Linked DNA regions of Homo sapiens: regions 1 and 2 are each linked to region 3. Evidence: chromatin loops called from intact Hi-C (ENCODE). Cell type or tissue: A673. All regions are shown on one strand. Region 1 overlaps LINC01441 (long intergenic non-protein coding RNA 1441). Region 2 has its middle 61 kb from the start of MC3R. Region 3 holds the start of MC3R (melanocortin 3 receptor).

Region 1 (8,000 bases), 830 kb after region 3:
GTGAGAAGTGTTTAGTAATAAGTGAAATACATTTTGAAGGTAAAGTTGGCATAGCATGACTTCTTTCTTTCTAACCCAGAAACCCCACACACCAGATTTCCTTTCTCATATGGACATTTGTGACAGGCTCTCTAAATTGAATCCCCTTAGGCTATTAACTGAAAGGAGCATGGTGCTTAAAAAAGAGAAAGTAGAGAATTAGCTCATTATGTGATGCCTTTAGTATTTAATTCATTCCTGTGACCATTCTTTCACTCATTCCTCTTGAAAGCACTTGCTTAGCATCTAATACATCTTCAGCACCTGCTGGGCCTTAGAGGAGAAAAATGAGCAAGGCACAATCCCTGCATCCAAGGACACAATCTTGCTGATGAAGAAAGACTGACAAACAGATGATTACAGGACAATATGGTAAATGCAGCCATCATCATTTATGTGAATGCTCTACATGATTTGAAGATAGAGGGTCAGCTAGGGGACTCACAGGAAGTGAGAATCCGGATCAAATAACATCAATTAGGAAGAGAAGATGGCCTGGTAAAGTCAGGGAAGGAACCAGAATGGGAAGAAGGAGAGGAGTGAGGGAATTCTAGCAGAAGGAAACCTGATTAGAGGCATGAATGGGTTGTGGGGAGGGCATAGCACATACAGGGGATATTAGGTTTGGTGCTGCTAATAAAATGGTGTTTCTCATAATTAACAAATGACTATATGCCTTGCTAAATACATAGATTTTCAGATCCCTCTCTGGGAGATGCTGATTCAGCAGGTGCATGGTGGGAAGTGGGCGTGTGCATCTTCACAAGTACCAGAGGAATTGTGATCACTGGGAAGTCTGAGATTTACCGTATTAGAGGTTAAAGAGTTGGGGGTGGGCATGCAACTGGAAGGAGGGACCGGATTAGAAGAGCCATACATAGAATGCGTCATGGACAAGAACCAGGGAGTTTATTCTATGTGTCAACAGTTAAATTTCATAACACAATTTTTAAAAAAGAAGAAAGGGAAGAAAGGAGGAAGAGGTACATGTAAGGCAGAAGGAGTGGAGAATTCAGATTAGGGGATTAACACAGGATAATTATATTTCATTTTGGCAAGGAAGAAATAAACTAGAAATAACACCACCGCCCAAACAAAAAACAATAAAAATATTGTATTAGTTTTCTGTTGCTGCCATAACAAATTACCACAAACTTCATGGTTTAAAGTAGCACAACTTTATTATCGTACAGTATTTGTGATCACAGTTCGGACATGGGTCTCCCTCAGCTAAAACCAAGGTGTCGACAGGGCTGCACTCCATTCTGAAAGCTCTAGGAGGAACTTTGTTTCTTGCCTTTTCCGGCTTGCAGAGGCTGCTCTTATACCATGGTTCATGGTGCCTTCCTCCATGGGAAGCCAGCAAGGATGGGATAGATAAGTCCCTTTCACATCAGATCACTCTGATCCCCTTTCCATAATCACATCCCTTTCTCTGACGAAAACTGAGAGATGTTCTCCACTTTAAAGGATTCATGTAGCCCCATTTGAATAATCCAAGATAAATTCCCTGCCTCCATGGCTTTAACTTAATCCCATCTGCAAAGTCCCTTTGCCATGGAAGATAACACAGTAATCGAGCTCAGGTTCTGGGGATTAAGAAGTGGGTACTTGGTGTGTGTGTTGGCAGGGAGGAGGACAGCATTATTTGGCAAACCATAAATATATTAGATTGGGAAAAAATCTAGCTTCATGGAAACCCCCTTCCATTCTCCTTCGTTTCCTCACCTCACTTTGGACCTGCAATGGCCTCCTTAGGAACCAGGTGCCATCAGCATCCAGTGAAGGGTTTTAAGCTTAGAGTCATAGGATCTCATCTCTTTCAGTGAAGAAGAGGATTCTCCAAGTATCCAGTTAACTCATACCTTATATAATTATTTAGAGGTGATTTGATTTTTTAAAATTCCCAATTAAACTTGGCAAATTTCTCCAGTATTATTTTATACTCAGCGTAAGTTGATGTCCTTAAGAATGAAGCTTTCAGTAGCTTTGCCTTAGACAGTCTATGTATTTCACATTTGTAACAAGCAGTAATTTTCCAGGTGAAATTTATGCATAGGTGATTTTACCTTTTCAAGAGGACGATTTTGCAAGTTTGTTGGTGCAGACAAATAAACAAAAGCTGGCCTGTGCAAGTATATTAGTCCCTTCTTCCAAAGAAAAAAAAAATGTCTCACTGCATAATAAATGAATCTAAAGGGAGTGAAGGAAGCTTCATTTAGAGTCAAGAAGGAGCACAGATACTTGACAATATTTAATAGCTGAGAGAAATGACTGAACTCAGCACAAAGCCTGCTGCCTCTTCATCATTCCAGAGTTTGCAAGCTTTGTTACATTCCTTTATGACAGATGCGGTTTTTACTTTTGTGGCTTCCTTTGATTTTGTTTCTAAGTAATTTTCCCCCAACTCCATACTTCTCTTAAGACTCCACAAAGTTACCACTTAGCCCAGAAGTCAAAGAGAGAGTACAAGTGAAAGAGAACATCTGGTTGTCCAAGCCAATATTACTGGGCTTAGCTGTTTGGGATTCAGCCAAAGAAAAGAGAAGCAGAAATGAAGGTCTGTGTTCTGTGTTTCCTCAATTTTTTTTCTGTTCTAGCAGTTGTCTTCTGAAGGAATGATAGAAGTCCTTTCTACATAGATTCTGCAGAATGAACTACTAAATGTTTTCTCCTCATGGAAAATGTAACTTTTTAAAATAAAAAGTATGACAGAATACAAGAAAAGATATTATTTACACTGCTACTACTCATAATTAAGCACTTGTAATAGTTGATTTTATGTCAGTTTGACTAAGCTAAGGAATGCCAAGATGGCTTATCAAATATTATTTCTGGGTGTGCCCATGAGGGTATTTTCAGAAGAGATCAACATTTGAATCAGTAGACTGAGTAAATTAAAAAAAAAGTTTAAAACAAAGATGTGTAGTACATTGTTTTCTCTAAATCAATAATGCTCATTATAAATAAATAGTCTGTGAAAAAACGAAAATATAAAATTTAAAAATAGCTCCAAATTCAACCACGCAAAAATAGCATAAGTAACATGGCACAAACAGCATTCCAAGTATCTTCCTATAAACCTACATGGATAGGTGGTTGAATGGGTTAGTGGGTGATGATTGGAAGAAAAAAAAAGAAAAGCTCCAGGGAAATGTTATGTTTTGGATGATTTTAAAATACAAAATATTGAATATTTTGTCAAATTTAACAGAATAATACTCAATATAAATATAGTTATTTAAATGAAAATAAATGATTCTACCCTCCAAAATATAGTTTCTCTCATCTCCCCAAAATTTAGAAAAAAAATTGTAAATGACACTAAGAATTTGTAGTTATTTTAACCTACAATTTTACAGCTGTGATATATTCAACTGCATAGTTAAGAAATCTACCTGTAATCCCAGCACTTTGGGAGGCCGAGGCGGGTGGATCATGAGGTCAGGAGATTGAGACCATCCTGGCTAACAAGGTGAAACCCCGTCTCTACTAAAAATACAAAAAATTAGCCGGGCGCGGTGGCGGGCGCCTGTAGTCCCAGCTACTGGGGAGGCTGAGGCAGGAGAATGGCGTGAACCCGGGAAGCGGAGCTTGCAGTGAGCCGAGATGGCGCCACTGCAGTCCGCAGTCCGGCCTGGGCGACAGAGCGAGACTCCGTCTCAAAAAAAAAAAAAAAAAAAAAAAAGAAATCTAACACTTCTTTTAATTTCCTCTGAAACCTTCTAACTTATTATTCATTACAGTATTTTTACTTTTTCAGTTTTATTATTTTACCTACTCCAAATTTTATAGTTATTATTAATTTGGTATTTACATTTGAATCAATACACACAGATATACATTTAGTGTTGACCATCAATCAGTTCTTTTGACAATCCTGTTTGAAGTTTTTTATTTAGATTAAAATATGAAATGGCTGGATGGTATTGCCAAGTACCATCCAGCAATTTTATATTTTAATCTAAATAAAAGTTTTAGTTTTTTCAAGAAGGAATTCCGAACAACTCAATTGTGTATAATGTTCTTGCCTGGCATCCTCCTTCAAAATTTTGCTAACGTCTCCGTTTTCCTTCTAACAACCTACACCACCTGTTACCACTAGGCCCTGGCTGCTTGCTAATGCCACCAGCTTCCATTACACTTGGGATTGACAGATTCTGAAACACATCTTTCTTCAATGTAGAGTTTATTCTTGCTCCACTTATAGTCTATACCTTATTATGATTAATTCATGAAATCATTCATTTGACAAGCTATGGAGTGTGTACCACATGCCACACACTCTAGGAAGCAGTAGGCATACAGAGATAGAAATGACCTTGGTCAGGTTCTCAATAAGACATCATCACCTGGTGAGGATGACACTCAAGTAAAACGGAAATGATATTACATTAATAAAGAATGTTATGTTATTGGGCATATAATAGAGATATCTAGAGGGTGCTGGGAGAAAACAGGGTTTAGTTTCATACCTGTTTTTTCTTATAATCTTTTATAATCTCACATAAAAAATGTTTTGATGTTCTGGGTTAGATGGTTCTTTGTTACGGAGGGCTGTTCTGTTCATTGTAGAATATTTACAGGCAACACTGGCTTCTACCCACTGAAAGACGGTAGTACCCGATATGCCAGGGGGAACAAATCACTGCACACAAGAACACTGCCTTAAATCAACCCTCCCTTTGAATCACCTCTTTTTTGTTTGGTTAATTGCCTTACAAAGTGGAGACATCTGGTGGTGAGTTTAAGTTTATCTTTTTGAGTCACTTACTCACATTTCATTATTCACTTGAAATGTGAGGAAGGTAAGATGAATGAATTTATTATCTTTAAGCATCCATTCTGCTGTCACCCTAAGAAACGACATTGTTCTAAGTCGACAGCGAGGGGGTCCAAATTTTCTGATTATCAACTGTGCTGTTCAGCAAATCAACAGCACAAATGTCATGTCTAGAATTTTGAGTAATTGTATGCATTATTTTTGAAAAATATCTTTATTCTGTTTCTCTAATTAAATACATCAGTTAATTTTTAAAAAAATATCCCCCAGAGAGTTCACTGATTCTAAAAGTGGTGCAAGGTGGGGCTGCTGGCAAACAGATAATCTTCAGTAGATAGATTGAATTCAAGCGTCCACATTCTTGACACCTACAAAATAATTTTAGTAAAATATAGCCTGTGAGGTTTCATTCTGACACATGTGGATGGAAATTAGAAAAAAATTATCTAAATGTTTAAATGAAAAACAGCATTTTGACACATTGAAGCATTCACATCATGTGTTTTACAGGAGTTATTATTTTAACCTCATTTTTCCCTTATAAAAGTACTCAAATTGTTTATGATCATTTTGCAGCTAAGCATATAAATCTGTAAGTATATTTGTTGGACTAGAAGTTATGAAAAAGTGAGAGTGTATTTATTTCACTGACTTTCATTTCACAGAGTCAGAAGAAATTATCCAAGGCCAAATTGTGAATTTATTTAACACCTGTTTAGAACAGTGTTCTGTGTGCTTTATAATACTACTTCATTTGATTCTTCTATCAATCCTCAGAGATAGTGCTTATTTTTATTCTCATTTATCAGATGTGGAAAGAAAAAGGGAGGTTAAGTGACCTGTCCAATGTCACATGACTAGTGAGTAGCTTAATCAGGATCTCAACCAGTCACTCTGACCCCAGATGGGTCTCTGCTATTTATCACTTAAGACTATTTCTTAACAAAAAGAAGCTAAAGTTTACATATAAGGAATAAATCAACTAGAAAATACATACACACATGCATATATATGTACATATATATGATTATAATATTGCTTTTACTATACCTTTTTAATGTCTAGACACACAAATACCATTGTGTAACAATTGCCTACAGTATTCAATACAGTAACATGCTGTACAGGTTTGTATCCTAGGAGCAATAGGCCATATACCATATAGCCTAGGTGTGCAGTAGGCCATTAATCTAGGTTTCTTTCTGTAAATACACACTATGAGATTCAAACAAGGATAAAATTGCCTAACAACATGACACATTTCTTAGAATGTATCCCCATCATTAAGCGACAAATGGCTGTAATTAGTCCAGCTTGGGGAAAGTTGGAAAAGGTCACTTCCATGTGATCAAGAGTAATCTGGAAGCACCCAAAAATCTTAAAAGTACATGCCCATGTTAATTCTTCTGCTAGTGAGGTAAATGCTACAATTGGGACTAAGGACAAGTTTTTCAGCTTGTTATTGACTCAAGGCAATGGGTCTTCCATGCTTTGTATGGTAGACAAATAATTTTGTAGCAGTCAGATCCTCACATATATCATTAGGCCCCTGGCAGCAACTAACAATATAGCTAATAAAGTCAATAAATATCAGTTGGTTTGAATTAATTTATTTGCACAATGTGTTAAGATTCAAGATAGTATAGTGGTCTAATCAAACTTTTTTATTTCTCGTAAGTATAGATTTGCAGAGTTGTGAAGAATAATAGGGATATTTCCCCTGTAACATTTACCCAGTTTCCCCTTTGGTAACATATTGCAGATCTGTAGGTCATCATTATCATAACCAGAATATTGACATTGATACAGTCAAGATACGGAACAATTCTATCACCACAATACGGCTGTTTTATAACCACATCCACTTTCCTCCCACAAATATAACCCTTCATAACTCGTGGCAACCACTAATCTGCTATCTATTTATATAATTATGTACTTTCTAGAATGCCATGCAAATGGAATCATACAGTATATAGGCTTTTAGAACTGTCATTTTTCACTCCACATATTTCTCTAGAGATTCATGCAGGTGGTTGCGTGTATCAGAAGCCCATTTCTATTTATTGATGAGTAATATATAAGGGATCCACCAGTTTGTTCAACCATTCACCTGTTGAAGAACATCTGGGTTATCTTTTATTGGGGACTATCATGAATAAAGCTACTATAAGCATTATGTACAGGTTCTGATCTGATCATGTTTTATTTTCTCTGGGATAACTGTTCAGACATGCAATTACTGCTCATATGGTGGTTTCATATTCTGTTATTTAAGAAATTCCACTAGCAATATATGAGTGATCTAGTTTCTCTGCATCTTTGCCAGTATTGGGTTTCATCACTGTAAAATAATAATTAATCACTGTGTATAATTTATCACATTGTGTTTTTAATTTCTATTTTCTTAATAAAAGCAAATTTTATGTGTTTATTTCTCATTTGTATATTCTCTGGTAAAATGCATCACTGTGGTTTTTGGTCCATTTTCTAAGATTTTTTTTAATGCTAAGTTTTGAACATTCAGTTTTGAACATCCCCATCATTTGTCAGATGTGACTTGCAGATATTTTATCGTGGTCTTTAGCTTGTCTTTCCATTCTCTTAGGATAGAATTTTGCAGAACAAGAGTATTTAATTTTGTTGAGGTCCTATTATCAATTTTTTCCTTTCATAAACTGCTTTTAGTATCAAGTCTATATAGCCTTTTTGCCTAACTCTAGATGTTGAAAACTCTAGATGTTGAAAATGTTCTATTTTTCTACAAACTGTATAGTTTCAGGTTGTACATTTAAGCCTGTGATTTTAATTTTTGTAAAGTATGTGACTTAAGTCTGAGCTCATTTTTCACTTGTTGATATCCAATTAGCTCAGCATCATATATTGAAAAGGCTCTCCTTCTTCCATTGAATTGGTTTTGAACTTTTGTTTTGTTTTGTTTTGTTTTGTTTGTTTGTTTTTTTTGTTTGTTTTTTTATTATACTTTAAGTTTTAGGGTACATGTGCACATTGTGCAGGTTACATATGTATACATGTGCCATGCTGGTGCACTGCACCCACTAACTCGTCATCTAGCATTAGGTATATCTCCCAATGCTATCCCTCCCCCCTCCCCCCACCCCACCACAGTCCCCAGAGTGTGATATTCCCCTTCCTGTGTCCATGTGATCTCACTGTT
Region 2 (8,000 bases), 62 kb after region 3:
TTAAGCCAGGGTCACTAGGTCTCAGACCAAGATTGTAAGAGCAGACCAAAGCAGCGATTCCCTGACTGTGGTCTGTAGATACCAACAGTCTGTGGAAAAAAAAAAAAATACCGTAGGCTTGCATGTTTTGATATTGATGAAAGTTATTAGATATTTTTACAATTTATGACGTATTTTTGAAAAATATCAAAAGAGAAGGTGCAAGATTTATAAACTTTGTCAGATACATACAAGTATAATTCTACTTTTTAATAACTGAACAACTCTTGCCAAGAGCTTCCATTTCTAATGGCACATCAAACTGAACCATGTCTTTGAAGGTCACTCGGGATAAACAATATCTTTTAGAGTGATTGTCTAGTCACCTTAAAGTCCCAGCCCATTTATTAGGGCTGTTGCTGTCCTCTAAATGGTCTCCCTTCTGCCTTTCTTCTCAAGATGGCTTCCAAGGAAGTTCCTGGATCCACCTGGGCTGGGGGTCCCTGGCTCACGCATTGTCCTCCTATACAGGCTTCCGTGACCTCTGGCTGAGATGGAGCCATCTTGCTGGTCTCTGTCTTTGAGCAGCCATTGTTGAAATGTCGAGGGTGACATGGGTTCCCAGGGCACAGTGGTCCCTTCCCGTCCTCCTGCTGGCTCTGCCTTTTTTCAGCGTTCTCAGCTTTCCCTGTGTAATTCATGCCTCGTTCATCCACTTGTCATATGTCATAACTTGTAACCTCTGTTACAAGTTAACCTTGGCCTTCACATTGACAATGTGATGGTGGACTCCAGGGCCCCCACCTCTCAGCTGCTTGTGTGTGTCTTGCTGAGGGAAAACAGAAATGTCTGGATCTCTTTTAAATCACGTGAAAGCAGAGGATAATTTGGGGGGCACGCTTAGTTTCGTCTCTGCCCGAATGTGGGTTACCTCCATTTTTCCCAGTGGAAGCCAGCCCATGTTGGTGTAGGGAGCTCTGGGGAGCCAGTCTTTGGCCTTTGTTCCAAATTAGCAGCTGGCACAAGCTCTCACACTTCCAGTGCCCCCTCAACCCATGCAGGGCTCTGGTCTTCCCCTCTCCTGCTTTGTAAGGGTCAGAGAAGCGGGGGAGCTGGGCTCCTGAGGCATCTGGACTCAGATCCTGGGCACTGGGCTCCTGGGCATTTCTTGCCCCTGTTGGAAGGCTTCTGTTTTCCCATGGAAGGTTCTGGAAGGAGCTCACCACTGTGACATATCATCTTCTCTCCTACTCTGTGGCAAAAAAGGTTACTACAAACATCGATTCAATCCAAGCCAATTCGTTATTTTTTTCTCTATGTGCCAGACCCCATACTAGATGCTATAATAACAAAATCTCCATTTTTATTTTTATTTATTTATTTTTGAGTAGGAATCTCACTCTGTCACCCAGGCTGGAGTGCAGTGGCGTGATCTCATGTTCACTGCAACCTCGCCTCCTGGGTTCAAGCGATTCTTCTGCCTCAGCCTCCTGAGTAGCTTCTGGGTGTGGTGGCTCATGCCTGTAATCCCAGCACTTTGGGAGGCCGAGGTGGGTGGATCGTCTGATGTCAGCAGTTTGAGACCAGCCTGGCCAACATGGTGAAACCCTGTCTCTACTAAAAATACAAAAATTAGCCAGGCATGGTGGTGTGCACCTGTAATCCCATTTCTACTTTTGTTGCCTACAAAAGATGTAGATTCAAGTTACAAAGGGACTGTGTGACCTTGGGGAAGTTGCTTAAACTCTCTGAGGCTTAAATTCCTGACTCACAGATGTTCTGTTTAAAGTAAATGAGATGATGTATATAAACATTTAATGTAATTGTAACGTAAATCTGTAAATAGTCAACACTAGGTAAACTGACCGGATTTTTCCTAGACCTCTCCAACATGTGGGTCTAATGGGGTCATGACAACAATTCCAACTTAGCCCTTGTCCTGATACAGGGCCTCCAGCCACTGATAAAGGTCTGTCCCCAGTAAGTTTATTTCCAATTAGTTTTCCTTTAGCTCATTCTTAAGAATAACCATTACCATTTATTGACAGCACTATGGACATAATCTCATTTAATATTCACAACCACCCCATGAGGATGCTGAAGAGGTGACTGAGGTACAGAAAGATGAGGTAACGTGCCCAAAGTCACCTGCCTCAAACGCATCAGAGATAGGATTTGATCCCAGGCATTGGAGACCCCTGACACTGTCCTTTTTTTTTCTTTCCCAACATATATTGCTACATCTTTTAAACAAATTTAATTTCAATAGTTTTTGGGGGTACAGGTGGTTTTTGGTTACATGGATAATTTCTTTAGTGGTGACTTCTGGGATTTTGGAGTACCCGTCTCTGAAGCAGTGCACACTGTACCCAGTATGTAGTCTTTTATCTCTCACCCCTCTCTCACCCTTCCCCCCGAGTCCCCAGAGTTCACTATATCACTATGTTTTTGCATCCTCATAGCTTAGCTCCCACTTATAAGTGAGAATGTGTATATTTATTTTTTCACTCTTGAGTTACTTAACTTAGAATAATGGCCTCCAGCACCATCCAAGTTGCTGCAGAGGCCATTATTCCATTCCGTTTTATGGCTGAGTAGTATTCCATGGTGTATACATACCACATTTTCTTTCTGTTTTTTTTTTTTTTTTGAGATGGAGTTTTGCTCTTGTTGCCTAGGCTGGAGTACAATGGCACGAGCTCAGCTCACCGCAAACTCTGCCTTCTGGGTTCAAGTGATTCTTCTACCTCAGTCTCCCAAGTAGCTGGGATTATAGGCATGCACCACCATGCCCGGCAAATTTTTTTTTTTTTTTTTTTTTTTTTTTGAGACGGAGTCTCGCTCTGTCGCCCAGGCTGGAGTGCAGTGGCGGGATCTCGGCTCACTGCAAGCTCCGCCTCCCGGGTTCACGCCATTCTCCCGCCTCAGCCTCCCAAGTAGCTGGGACTACAGGCGCCCGCCACTACGCCCGGCTAATTTTTTTGTATTTTTAGTAGAGACAGGGTTTCTCCATGTTGGTCAGGCTGGTCCCAAACTCCCGACCTCAGGTGATCCACCCGCCTCGGCCTCCCAAAGTGCTGGGATTACAGGCGTGAGCCACCGCCCCTGGCCTATACCACATTTTCTTTATCCACTCGTTGGTCGATGAGCATTTAGGTTGGTTCCATATCTTTGCAATTGTGAATTGTGCTATAAACATGCATGTGCCTGTGTCTTTTTCATATTGGACTTCTTTTCTTCTGGGTAGATACCCAGTAGTGGGATTGCTGAATCGAATAAGGAATCGCCATACGGTTTTCCATAGTGTTTGTAGCAATTTACATTCCCAACAGCAGTGTAAAAGCGTTTCCTTTTCACCACGTTCACGCCAACGTCATCCCTCACCTGTCGCGTATCAGGGCTGCTCCACTGCAAACTTCTGTGCAGGAAATGATTTGAGGTTCTGGAATGACCTACGGGAGAGCCACTTCTCGAACCCAAGTCTCTGGCTCCTTGTCTGGTGCTCACTCCATTGCCTCATTCTGTCCTGTCACATTGGAATACGGCATTCGAAGGGCCATTTGGTGGCTTGGTCTCATCCGCCACTATTTGCCTTGTGCTAATTGCCATTTCCCATTGCTTCTGAGCTGTGCCGACCAGACTGGAAGGGTAAACTCCAGCTTATGAAACGTTCCTTGGAGGGGCATCAATTCGTTTTACTGAGAGCAGCCCCAAATATTTGACCAAGTTTTCTTTTGAGCTCTGGGATTCCTCTTAAATGTAGAAACATTCCTAATGGAGTTTCCTCTGCATGAAGGAAAACCAGATTTGTCTGGAAAGTCATTTAATGTCTAACCAGCGTGCAAACCCTCCACTCCAGACTTCCTTCCTGTCTGCAAAATCTCCTTTCCGTAAGGAGATGAGCTTTCTCATTTGGCTGACATCAAAATGAGACAGGATTTGGTGCCACCTTCTGGCCCAGTCACTTCTCTGACTCTTTGGGAATTGTTGGTGAGCACCCCTGAGAGAGGACAGCCTTTTCGTTATTAATGAGGGTGGGTGCTGGTGAGCGTGGGCAATTAGGGGAGACAGTCAGCTGCACACTTGGCTAGACTCCGGCTTCGATGTGTTTAAATTATGCAGGTGTGCTTCTTAATTAACAAGGCATTTTGCCAGAGGGAAAAAAACAACTGAATCTCTGCAATGTGCTTTCTGCCTCAGGGGGTGGCTGGTAGTCTTTTTACACTAAGTAGGTTGGCCTCTAAAGGCTTCCTACTTAAAAAAAAATGGAAAAAGTATTTGTTGATCCTCTATCAGCAGAGGAGAGGAAATGAGTCTGTTGTATCAAAGAAGGATAACTGGTGATAACTTTCATTTTTCACATTCTAATGGCTTCATGGTCACGCTCCTCATTAAAATGTGAAAGGCAAGAGCTGGTGGCTGGGGAGTTAATTACTGATCTGAGATAGTTTCAGCAAACATTGTAAGGAACTTGCCTAGTTACAGATAATGACAATAATTGATAGCTGGGATAAGGTGGTTTTATACAATGGAAATTCCGTCTGTAAACAATAACATCCATCTATTTCTAGAAAGTGAAAGGATTCAGAAGACTTGGCATAGATTATCCTGTCGCAGGCAGATGTGGCTCACAGAGTCACGTGTCGCAAAGTGAAGACAGGGGCTAAGATTTGTGCCAAAAAGCCCACTTGAATCTTCTTTAATCTCAGTTACTGGACTTGCCCTGATAGGATAATGTAATTCAGTCTCCAATTTGTCTTTCAGGTATAAATATAATGTCAAATATTAGCAGAAACATAATTAGAGAATAAAAAATTAGATGGTAGGTGGGATTTTAGGGGCTTATCCCGAAAAGCTCAAAGAGGATGAAAACAGGGCTGCTGTGTACAGGTGTATAGGTTTCACACTGTCCAACTCCAGAGGGCACCATGCTTACAATGAGTGTCTTGGATTTGTATAATATATTTGTTAGGACAATTTTTCTGATGAATGGCAGTAAAATATCTGTGGGGGAAGGAACACTTTTATCTTATTTGCACAAATATGCCAGAACTAGGCCAGGGGCCACCCTGGGCAGTACTGTACCCATAAGGGGTTGAAAATTCATGTCCCAAGGGCAGAATGTGGCCCATACTTGTTTGTTTAAACTACAGAGCGTAGGCCTGCATGGCATTAAAAAAATGAAGCTTTGAATTGTTTGCCAACATTTAAAAATCAGATACGTTTGCATAAAAATCTGGATTTCTGGTTTCTGTCAGAAAAGAGATTTTTTGGGAACTTGATTTCCTGCATACAATTCATAGCTCTAGCTGGTATTAAAGTTTCCCTTTCATTCAGGACAGGAGCTCTCCAGTTTGCCATAAATCCCCACCATGCCTTACAGTATCTAGAACAGGGAGGACCAACGTCATTCTTTAATATTTTACTTACATTTATTTTCTTCATAGAATTAAGAGGAAAGTGATATCATTCTTTATCTATGTCTTCATAAAAAGTTTGAAAACAAAAGGTAGAAGAAGAGGACATAGGTTTAAAAAAAAAACAAGTGTTAGGGAGCATATCTTTTATTGAAGGGGAAAATATTCCTATGTGTTTAATATACAAAATGTGTCTGTGTCAAATGACTAAGATACCTAGCTGGCCCCAGTTGGCATTTGAGTTTGTTACCTCTGCAGTGAAAAGGCCTATGAAAATGTAGTTTAAGAGACACTTTTTTTTTTTTTTTTGTAGACAGAGTCTTGCTCTATCACTCAGGCTAAAGTGCAATGGTGCCATCTTGGCTGACTGCAACCTCTGCCTCCTGGGCTCAAGCAATTCTCCTGCCTCAGCCTCCTGAATAGGTGGGATTACAGGCACGTGCCACTGCACCCGGCTAATATTTGTATTTTTAGTAGAGACAGGGTTTCACCATGTTGGCCAGGCTGGTCTTGAACTCCTGACCTCAGGTGATCCACCTGCCTCGGCCTCCCAAAGTGCTGGGTTTACAGGCGTGAGCCACCGCGCTGGGGCCTTAAGAGACTCTTGATGGAAAAACCTGAGAAAAAGGAGCAAAACACCTTGCTGGGAAAACTTGTTCCAATAGCACTTCTGAAATCACATGCTGCATCCTGATGTATGTTCCCAGTCACTGGGGAAAGTCTGGAGAATGGGATCCTCATGACACCCAGGTGTCATGTTTAAAGGGAGGGATTCTGTCCTGTATGTCCCCAGCACCCTATCATCTGAGCATGCGTCCCTTTGTTTGGTCATTGCCTGTGCCAGTGACTTTGGGGGGCAGCTATCATGTTTCCTGCTGCTCCTGACAGCTGAGCGCAGAGCTTGGTGCCTAGTAGACATTCACTCAAAACCATTTACTGTGTCATCTACGGATAACCAGCATCATGAATAGAAGCAGGAAAGAGGCTGTTGATGGTGCCTGGACCTGCAGCAGAGTCAGTGGGGAGAGGAGAACTGTTTCATTTGGAATTCTTGGGTTGCAAGCAATGGGGACCAATCTGGGGTAATTTATGCATGGTAGGAAGGTATCTGAGGGTTATGGAGTGGATTAATCCATTCTTGCACTACTATAAAGAAATACCTAAGACTGGGTAATTTATAAAGAAAAGAGGTTTAATTGGCTCACAGTTTTGCACGCTGTAAAGGAAGCATGATGTTGTCATCTTCTTGGCTTCTGGGCAGACCCCAGGAAACTTACAATCATGGTGGAAGGCAAATGGGGAGTGAGGCATTTCACATTGTGGGAACAGGAGCAAGAAGGAGAGAAGTGGGAGGTGCTACACACTTTTAAACAACCAGACCCCATGCGAACACACTCACCATCATGATGACAGTACCAAGGGGGATAATGTTAGACCATTCAGGAGAAACCACCCCTATGATTCAATCATCTCCCACCAGGCCCCACCTCCCACGTTAAGGATTACAATTCAACAGATTTGGTGGGGACACAGATCCAAATCATAATGTGTGGTGTTCCTAGAATAAAAGGAAACTCTATAGGACCTTTGTTTTGGACAGAATGGGTCCCAGGCAGCTATGGGTGTACAGTTAGCAGGGACCAATGCTTCAGGATTCTGCCTTATCAGGATCTATGGGCTCTGTTTTCTGCCGTTGGGTCATTTGACTCAAGAGCTGAGAGAAACAGAGACTCCTTGGCTGTAGTCGGTGTCACTCACCCACCTCTTGGTGAGAGAAAGGCAAGGAAACTTGATTGATAGTCTCAGAAAGATTCCATGCATTGGTGGCCAGGTGGGACTCACAAAGGAAGGGGATCTCTGTGTTGAGAAGGCACAAGCCTCAAAGTGGGATCGGTCTGTGCCCTGTACGGTATTCTGTGCAGTGCATCAAGCCACATGCCCCACCCCGGTCTTTCTTCCCTGGCTTTGGCAGACTCTGTGCTTTTCTCCCCTCTGTAACTCCAGCCCACAGTTACCCCAAAGTAAGTGCTTTCTTACCTGGGCATCCGTATCTGGTGTCTTGGGTGAGAAGAAACCTCCAAGTGCTTGGGATGCTAACATCAGCTTGGCCCTGCCCTTGGCTCCATCTTGATTAGGCCTTCATCTTCCAGCTGAAAAAGTACCACTGGCTTTGAAAATTTGGTATCAGGATAAAAGTATAGTAACATTAGCTATTATTTATTGTTTAACCCATGAACAAGTTTAGTGGTTCTGTGCTGAGTAGTGTATCTGCATTATCCCATTTGATCCCCATATCTCTGACATAGACAGTTATGTTACCTATTGTACAGGTTATGACATTGACATTTAGAGACTATTTAAGTGCCAAACTGGTAGAGCTGAATTCACATTCAGATCTGACTGACCCAAGGCCCATGGTCTTACCCACCACATGACACTCTCTTCCTAATTGATTGGTCCCATCTCTGCATCAGGAAGACTTAGAACTCTGTGAATAAACTTCAGCCATTTCTTAGCCTCTGGGCTATAGGATTCTGGGGTATAGACTCCTAAGACTGGGTAATTGTTTATCAATTACCCAGTCTTAGGAAGTTGTACCTCAAA
Region 3 (8,000 bases):
ATTTTCCAATCATCTCAGCTCTGCCTCATCCCTGCTGAGTAGTATCGGTCAAGACAGTCAAGATGATTCACGTCTGTGATCCACAGATTCCTTATCTATAGGACAAGAGGTAAAAGTGCCTGCCTTACGGGGTTTTGGCGAGGATTAAATAAGTTAATATACCTAGGTGCTTAGTAAAGTATCAGCCACATAATAAACACCATATCATGTCTTTTGTTATTATTTTTGTTGATTTGGCTCCTAAATAAATGCTCTTAGATATGAAAGGTTGAGTTCTCTGATTGAAGGGTTTATCTTGTATTCTGCATTTCGTTATCTGGTTCTTCCAAGTTTCTAGATTTGCCTTGGTTTTTGGATGATCCAACATTAATTTAAGGTAGGTGACACCCCGACCTGAAAGGATGACAGGAAGGGGTGATAGGGCAGACATGTAAGCTCCTGAGGTGTTGATTTTTGTTATTCTTTAAGGATAATAATCAGAACTTGTTGGTTTTGGTGGTTTTCTGAGTTTGGTGTACATCATACACCGTGTATACCAAACTCGGAAAATCACCTGTGGATTTTAAAATTTTCAGATATCTGGAGATGACCTCTGATCTATTGGATCATGAGATTCAGGGAACAGGCTGTCTTTCTCAAACTTCACATGGTGCTGACAGTCACCAAAATTTGAGAATCTCCAGTGTGCTATATTCTCTTTGGTTAGATTTGAGCTCATATTTAAATGTGTTAATAAAGTCACATATTTTTATTGACTATTTTTATCTCCTAGGCACTACTTTCTGGTGAGAGAGATTGATGAGAATTAATCAAATAAATTAACAAGAAAATATAAAATAGTAATAAGAGCTGTGATAAAACAGTGATGGTGTGAGTGACTGAGGTCCTCCTTTAGAGAGCGCAGTCAGGGAAGGCATCTCTGAGGATTTGGGCTGGAGGCTGATAAGAAGGAGCATGTGCCAGGAAGATCTGAGGTAGAGACCCGAGGCAGGGGGAACAGTGGTTGCAAAGGCCCTGGGGCAGAGAGGAGCATATGGCAAATGCGAGTCTGGTTTGGGGCGGGGCAGAGGCATGGTGTAAGGGGAGGCTGGAGAGTTAGCAGAAGAGATCAGATGACTAGAGTTTAGCAGGGCTGGGTAAGGAACTGGGCTTTTATTCAAAAGGTAATGGGAGACACTGAAGAGTTTTGAGCAGAAGTGTAATATAATCTGATTTATATTTTTAAATAATTGCACTAGCTGCTATGTGGAGAATGGATTTTAGTGGAGGTGAGCGTGAATTAAAAAATGTTTTCAGCCAGAGAGGCTAGCGTATGTTTTAGCACCCAGCCTCTATAGAAAGATTTCAAAATTAAATTCAAAAGTTCATCTTAAATAAGGACAACAGGCAACAACTTCTCAGGACTCAGAGAATCAAGTACTGCAGGGATTCTGCCTTGGGGATGGGGGTGAAAATCGATAAATGAATTAACAGATGAGCTAAAATCATGGTGTGCTTTTACTTCCAACAATTAAGCATTTTCAAACATGACTGTCCTGCCGCTTAAAACATCTGGTGAGTTCCCACTTGAGAATCTGAGAAAGTGGTCGCGGAGGAGACAGTGGCACCCCAGCGTTCAGGGTTGTTCACTAGGGAAACGGATGCTTTAGTAACTTACCTCTTTGATGCACTCCCCAGGGCTACTCACAGACTTTGGAAAATTTATAGCAAGTTAAAGAATTAATTGTGCCTTTTGATTTTTATGACATCTCTCTGGAAACTCTGCTGGGAACATCTGGACCTGTGTGTGGTAGAAACATGCATCAAGTTCTCTCTGCATGGCGACACGTGGCTCCCAAGTCATTGGGTCCCAGTTCAAAGGTTCCTGTGTCATCATGAGAGGGGCTAGGACACTGGTTGGATTTGGGGGTGGGGGCTGGCCAGCCTGAATCTCCCTATCTCTACTTGCTGGCCGAGTTCCTATAGACAAGCTCCTTAACCTCTCCGAGTTTCACATAGCTCATCTGCAAAATCAGGATAACCATGGTATCTACCTGGTAGGGTTATCACAAGGAGCAAATGCCTGTGAAGTGCTTAGCACAGTCCCTGGCGTGGGGTCAGCATTCTAGGCAGAAGAGTACTTTTACTTCGCATAATACTCATTTGAAAATCCTCTATGCCCTTGCTCTTTAAGATGGGGACCCCCAACCAGCAGCCACGTCCCCGAGGAGCTTGTCGGAGTTAGAAATGCAGACTCTTAGTCCCTACCTTGGACCTGCCGAATCAGATTCTGCACTTGCACAGGATCCCAGGTGATGCTCGTGGGCCTTCCAGTTTGGAAGTGCCCCTGCAAGCTAAAACATACAGGGAGGAGAGGGGGACTAGTTTTGATGATGAAAACCTGCTGGCAGCAGCATATTGGTGCAAAAGGACATCAGCCCCAGGATGCAGAATATACCATGACCCTAACTAGGTGGGTGCTCCTGGACAACCATATCACCCCTCCAAGGCTAAATTTCTTCATTTGTAAAATGACTCACCTATTTTAGAGGTTTGCTAATGGGATAAAATGAAATAGTGTGAAAACTGATATAAGAGTGAAAAGTAAGTTATTTTTATCTTGTTTACATAGAAAAAAGACATAATCCCTATAGCTATTCATATCACTTTCAAGTAATTAGATTCCCCATTCTCTACATTTACCCACTGAGCGGCCATGGAAAGTCCTGTAATTTAGTGTCTTGATTAAAATAATGGAGAACGACAGTGGCCCGGGAACCACAAACCTGGTATTTTTGGAAACTAAATGGGAGAGTTTTGTAGTTTGGCTAAAAGGCATTGCCCTAGAAAAGACTAGCACTGTGATCAATGGAGCTGTTTATGCCACTTACAAAGTCATCACTGAATTGCAGTGAAACATACCATGGCCGTGTGCAGGAGTCACCAGAATGATTCCAGGGTGTATTTCAATGTAACACACGTTTAGCAGCCATAAAAGCTTTTTATTATTTCCAAACATCATAACCAAAGCAAGAAAGGAATGGTTTTGCTTATATTAGCAGAAAATCTTCAAGTATTAAAGAACCCCAGTATATGCTAGTGCAAGATAAACACACAATTGCACCCCAAGACACAGCTTAATATAAGAATTTGTGACAGGGGGAGATATGGGGACAGCCAGAAAGCACAAATTGAAGTTATCTTGGGCAGAAAAGGATCTGACAATGCGAGCACTAGTCAGCCAGTCTCACCCTTTGCTCCCAGGAATGAATTCCTGTACTTGATAGGATATAGACATTGATAACAGGGTCACTCAACTTTAACACAATGCCAAGCAAAAAGGGAAAAGAACAAAAAAACTTTCTCTTTCATAGATAATATTGAAGAAGTCCTGTGATAGAGATGCAATTACTATAAGCAAAAACAAGGGCTCCCAAGAAAGTCACACAGTGGTTCTACGGTTTCTCAAACTATCTTAAGCTACAGTAAAGCAATTTCTTGTGATACACACACACACACACACACACACACACACACACACACACGTATATACATGTACCCCAACCCATGATTTCCTTTCTTGTTTTAAAGGCTAAAAGTAAATGATAGAAAAAAAGAAGTTATTTTAAAAAGATTAATCTATACCTTAAAATAGCAAGGTATCAAAATACACGTACACAAGTATATTCTGATTGTCCAAAGCACTTTCTCTCTTTCGTTAGAGTTTTGAAGGTTGTCTTAGATTTAATCCATAAAAACAAAACAACAACACACACCAACACAACAACAGAAAAATAGAAGTGGGTTACATCCTCATGCTACCTTTGGGGGTGGGGACAACTGAAGGGATATGGGGGTAAGAAAAGGGGAAAACGGCATAGCATTGCTCCTTTCACAAAGAGACAATTGTCTAACTGTAAATAGAATAATAGAGTAGAACTCAGTCTCCTACGGAGTTATAAGTGCAAAGCTATCTCTCCGTGTAGCTGGCAGCAGGAGGTCGTAGCTGTAACAGGTTTGCTTGCAAGAGATCTGAACCACCCTTATTGTTCATGAGAATCCTTCAGTCTGGTCTGGCCTGGAGCATGAAGACGTGGGTGTGGAGCAGATGAGCAGACAGGCGTCGCACACCCTGGGTGTTTGGAAATGAGTGCAGAGAGCATGCAGAGAAGCCTTCGCTGATTTCTCCCAGTGACTATTTGGGAAATCAGAGTTTGTGACTTACCCATCTTGGAATCCTTTCAGAGAATCTGTTGTTCACCAATTTTCCCCTTTAAAAGGCTTTGTAAACTTAAAAACAAACGACAAGTACAATCATGGCTGTTAACACATTTTTATATTTTCTAAGTATATATATTTTTCTTTCTAAACACCTCACGTGGATGGAAAGTCAAAAGTGACCCGACTGATGATCATTTCCATGGCCCTGCATCCTATCCCAAGTTCATGCCGTTGCAGCCACAGAGAATCTCCCTAAAGGTGTTGCGCAATTCCAGGCTCCGGAAAGCGTAGATGAGTGGGTCGATGACGGAGTTGCACATGATGAGGACCAGGTAGGTGTTGAAGTGGGCAGTGTAGCAGATGCAGTAGGGGTTGGTGGGGCAGGTGATGATGAGGACCAGGTGGAGGAAGAAGGGGGCCCAGCAGAAGATGAACACGCCCAGGAGAATGGTGATGGTGACTGCCCCCTTCATGCATGAGTGTTGCTGTGGGGCCACCCCGTCGGCAGGTGGCAGTGCTGCTATGCGCTTGACGTGCAGCCGCGCAAAGAGGAACATGTGCACGTAGAGGGTGCCCATGAGGAGCATCATGGCGAAGAACATGGTGATGAGGCACACAATGACCATTTTGCTCTCCGAGTAGACGATGAACACCACGCCACAGACGCCGCAGCAGACCCAGATGGCCACGATCAAGGTGAGGGCCTTCCTCACGGTCATGATGCTGTGGTAGCGGAGCGCGTAAAAGATGGTGACGTACCTGTCGACGGCGATGGCCAGGAGGTTGCAGATGGAGGCCACCAGGGAGATGCAGATCATGGAGTCGAAGATGTTGTCCATGTGCTGGATAAACTGGTCCTCGAAGGTCAGGTAGTCGCTGTGGACGATGGCGATCATGATGGTCTCCAGGGCATTGGACACACTTACCAGCATGTCGGCCACCGCCAGGCTGCAGAGAAAGAAGTACATCGGGGAGTGCAGGTTGCCGTTCCTGACCACGGCCAGGATAACCAGGATGTTTTCCAGCAGACTGACGATGCCCAGAGACAGGAAAACCTCGGGCTTGATGAAGACCTGCTCACAGAAGGCGCTGCTGCTCTGGTTGCTGAAGAAAGGGGCTTGGAGGTGCTCCGAGCCATTAGGCAGTGTTGGCTGAACAGAGGGCAGGCAGCACGAAGCATTCATTGCTGTCAGAAGGGCTGATCCGAGCTGGGGCTCCAGCAGGGTCCGTAGGAAGCTGCTGCTGCTCACAGGAAAGACAAAATCTCCCTCCAGATACGTCTTTTGGATGCTCATTCAATCTGGCCTTAGAGTTTATTCTCCTCTAGAATAAAAGGATGGGGAGGGTAGAGAGACAGATAGTGAGAGAGGGTGGAGGAAGAGACAGAGAGAGAGAGAGACATACACACAGAGAGAAAGAGCGAAGGGGGAAGAGAGAGAGAGAGGGAGAGTAGCTAGTTAGTAGCTAGCATGCAAGTTTGTAGCTTGGAGACATAGGGAGAACTTTGCTGTTCCAGGAGGAGCAGTTTTTATCTTGTTTACATAGAAAAAATACACCATAGGGTCTCTTACCAGCTGTCTTCCTTCTGTCTCCCTCTCACCCCTCTGTTTGTCTCTCCTCACTTCCCCACCTGGGAACAGAAAACCTGCCACCGGCTGCTACAGTTACAGCTCTTTTCATGGCAAGACAGGGGATGTGTTACTTGTCGCTAGAAGTGAAGGGAGAACACTCAGGTTTTTCATATTGGCCAAGGGCAAACAACTCCTACTTAATCTTCAGCGCAGCAGAATGACCACTGAGCATCGGGCACCTCTCTGACTGACAGCAGGTACCTGGCCCTGAGGATTCTGCAGGGAGATTAAGAAGCAGACTAGTGCCCTCTGCAGGCCGCACGGCTGTCTGCTTGCTGGCTTGGCTTAGCCCTTTGTGTTTGTCATGGAAACTGCCACAGGCATCCACTCATCTGTTCATTTGTTTGTTTATTTGTTAGTTCATTCATTTGTTGTTGTTGTTTAGCAAACATTTATTGAGCGCCTACTATGTGTCAGGTCTCTGCTGAGTGCAGGAAATACAGTGGTGAGCAAGACAACAGCCACTATCTCAGGCTTCCCCGAACTCAGAGTCTGGGGTGGAAGAAGAGGAATCAATAAATGCTTGAATCAGGAAAGTCCAGGAAACCAGGGATGCAAAGAGGAAGAGCCCTAACCCGGACTGTCAAAGTTCCTGGAGGAAGGAGCACCTATGCTTTGACTTCAAGGAGGAAGAGGTCATATCCAGTTTGGGGTGGGTGGTGGGGTGGGGGCTGGAGCTGGAGGAGGTAGAAGAGGACTCCAGGCAGAGGGAATCACACGTCTGCAGCCTGGAGGCAGAGAGCACCCTGGCCATAGAAGTCATCACAGATTGTGGATGTGGAGATCCCATTTGACCCGCGGAGTCAGAATCACCCAGGTGTAAGACCTGAACAAGTGTGTTTGCAATTTTTGACAGGTGAGCTGGGGCATAGTCACAGTTGAGCTCCACTGAAAAAGAATCTTGGGCTTTTGAAAGTGCTGAAAGTAGTCTGCTCTGGTCAGAGCATGGAAATAGGAGACACAATCTGAGAAATGAGGCTGCACAGTTTCTTAAAAAGTTGAGAGGTGCCTGAATCCTGAAGGACAGCCTCAGCCAGATGTGAGAATTTGGACAGTACCTTGACAGCAATGGGGACTGTGGAAGAAACATAGGTAGGGCAGGAATGAGATGGGGTCTGCATTTTAGAAATATTCCTGGTTGCAGGGTGGAGAATGAATTAGACAGACTGAGCATGTAGGCCAGGGAGTCCGGGGCAGAGGGTGTTGCAAAGACCCAGGGTGAGATGATGGTGGCCTGGAGCAAGGGAGTGGCCATGGGGACTTGGAAGACTTGGAGGGTGGTCAGAGAGATTCAGAAGGTTGGATAATGCAGCTTCAGAACTGATGGGTTATGGGATCATGGGAGAGGGAGCAGTCAGAAACACCTGTACTTCTTTCTTACATAATGGGGAGGATGGAGATGTTTTAAGCTGGAAAATGTGAAAGGCAGAAGTTAGCAGGTGGCCTACTAATGTAGTGTTGTTCTTGGAAGTATGGTTTAACACTTGGTCCATGTTAGATCTGATTCCCCATGTAGATCATATGAACTCAGAAAACACTGAGTCTTCTCATCCCTACACACACACACACACACACACACACACACACACACGCACATTCTAGGTGAATTAATGATCCATCTCTCCATGTAACTATGTATGTGTGTGTAGGTGTGAGAAATATTAAAAATATGCATATGGAAATAGAAGAAAACTTAGGATCCTTGGGGTGGAAAGATCTTAAGCAAGATGAGCAATCCAAAATTTAGTATGGAAAAACACCCTGAACTAAGTTAAAAGAAAAACAGAATGAAAATATTTGCTATAGGTAAAGTTACTATCTCTTACATACAAAGACTACTTTCACATTAACTAGAAAAAGATAAATTACCCCTAAGAAAATTGGGCAAAGGATATAAATAATAATTTACTGAAGAGAAGATGCAAATGGTTAATAAACATGAAAAGATGTGAAGCCATCTAGGAAGTTGGGGAAATGCCAGTCAAAATGAGATTTTAATATCGTTTTCCCAGCTAGATTGACAAGAGATAAAAAGATGCAAAATTCAGGTAAGAATATCGGGAGGACACTCTCATGCATTTCTAGTGTTTGTGAATAGTTTCACCATTTGGCAGTTCTTACTAAAATAAAAAAAAAGCCTGTTGGTATGAGTTTCTGTCTATGAACTGA

What was found. Hi-C counts contacts between places; a loop is a spot of excess contacts. Peaks named below come from ENCODE experiments on the same cell type or tissue, not always from the same donor. Only the 100,000 strongest peaks of a DNase experiment are listed, where the experiment ranks them.
Region 1: a loop joins it to region 3, with 2.9 times the contacts of the local background. A loop is called at or near these places in 3 of 110 quality-filtered maps.
Region 2: a loop joins it to region 3, with 2.9 times the contacts of the local background. A loop is called at or near these places in 2 of 110 quality-filtered maps.

Annotation. Positions count from the first base shown.
Region 1 is chr20:55,412,514-55,420,513 of GRCh38, reverse strand. LINC01441 (long intergenic non-protein coding RNA 1441) reads left to right here. Exons shown (of 3, transcript NR_110064.1): 3 at 1-178. Among named protein-coding and RNA genes, the nearest start is that of LINC01440, 6.5 kb to the left of the region's middle. In A673, a CTCF peak has its summit at 4,760 (motif pointing left); no DNase peak of the experiment used is centred here.
Region 2 is chr20:56,183,949-56,191,948 of GRCh38, reverse strand. No RefSeq gene overlaps it. Among named protein-coding and RNA genes, the nearest start is that of MC3R, 61 kb to the left of the region's middle. In A673, a CTCF peak has its summit at 3,946 (motif pointing left); a DNase peak (open chromatin) is centred at 3,908.
Region 3 is chr20:56,246,228-56,254,227 of GRCh38, reverse strand. It overlaps MC3R (melanocortin 3 receptor), which reads right to left and starts at 5,496. Exons shown (of 1, transcript NM_019888.3): 1 at 4,413-5,496. The coding sequence starts at 5,384. The coding sequence ends at 4,413. RefSeq lists a silencer at 6,026-6,095. In A673, CTCF peaks have their summits at 4,493, 4,692 (motif pointing right) and 6,083 (motif pointing left); a DNase peak (open chromatin) is centred at 4,727; H3K27me3 peaks cover 3,767 bases.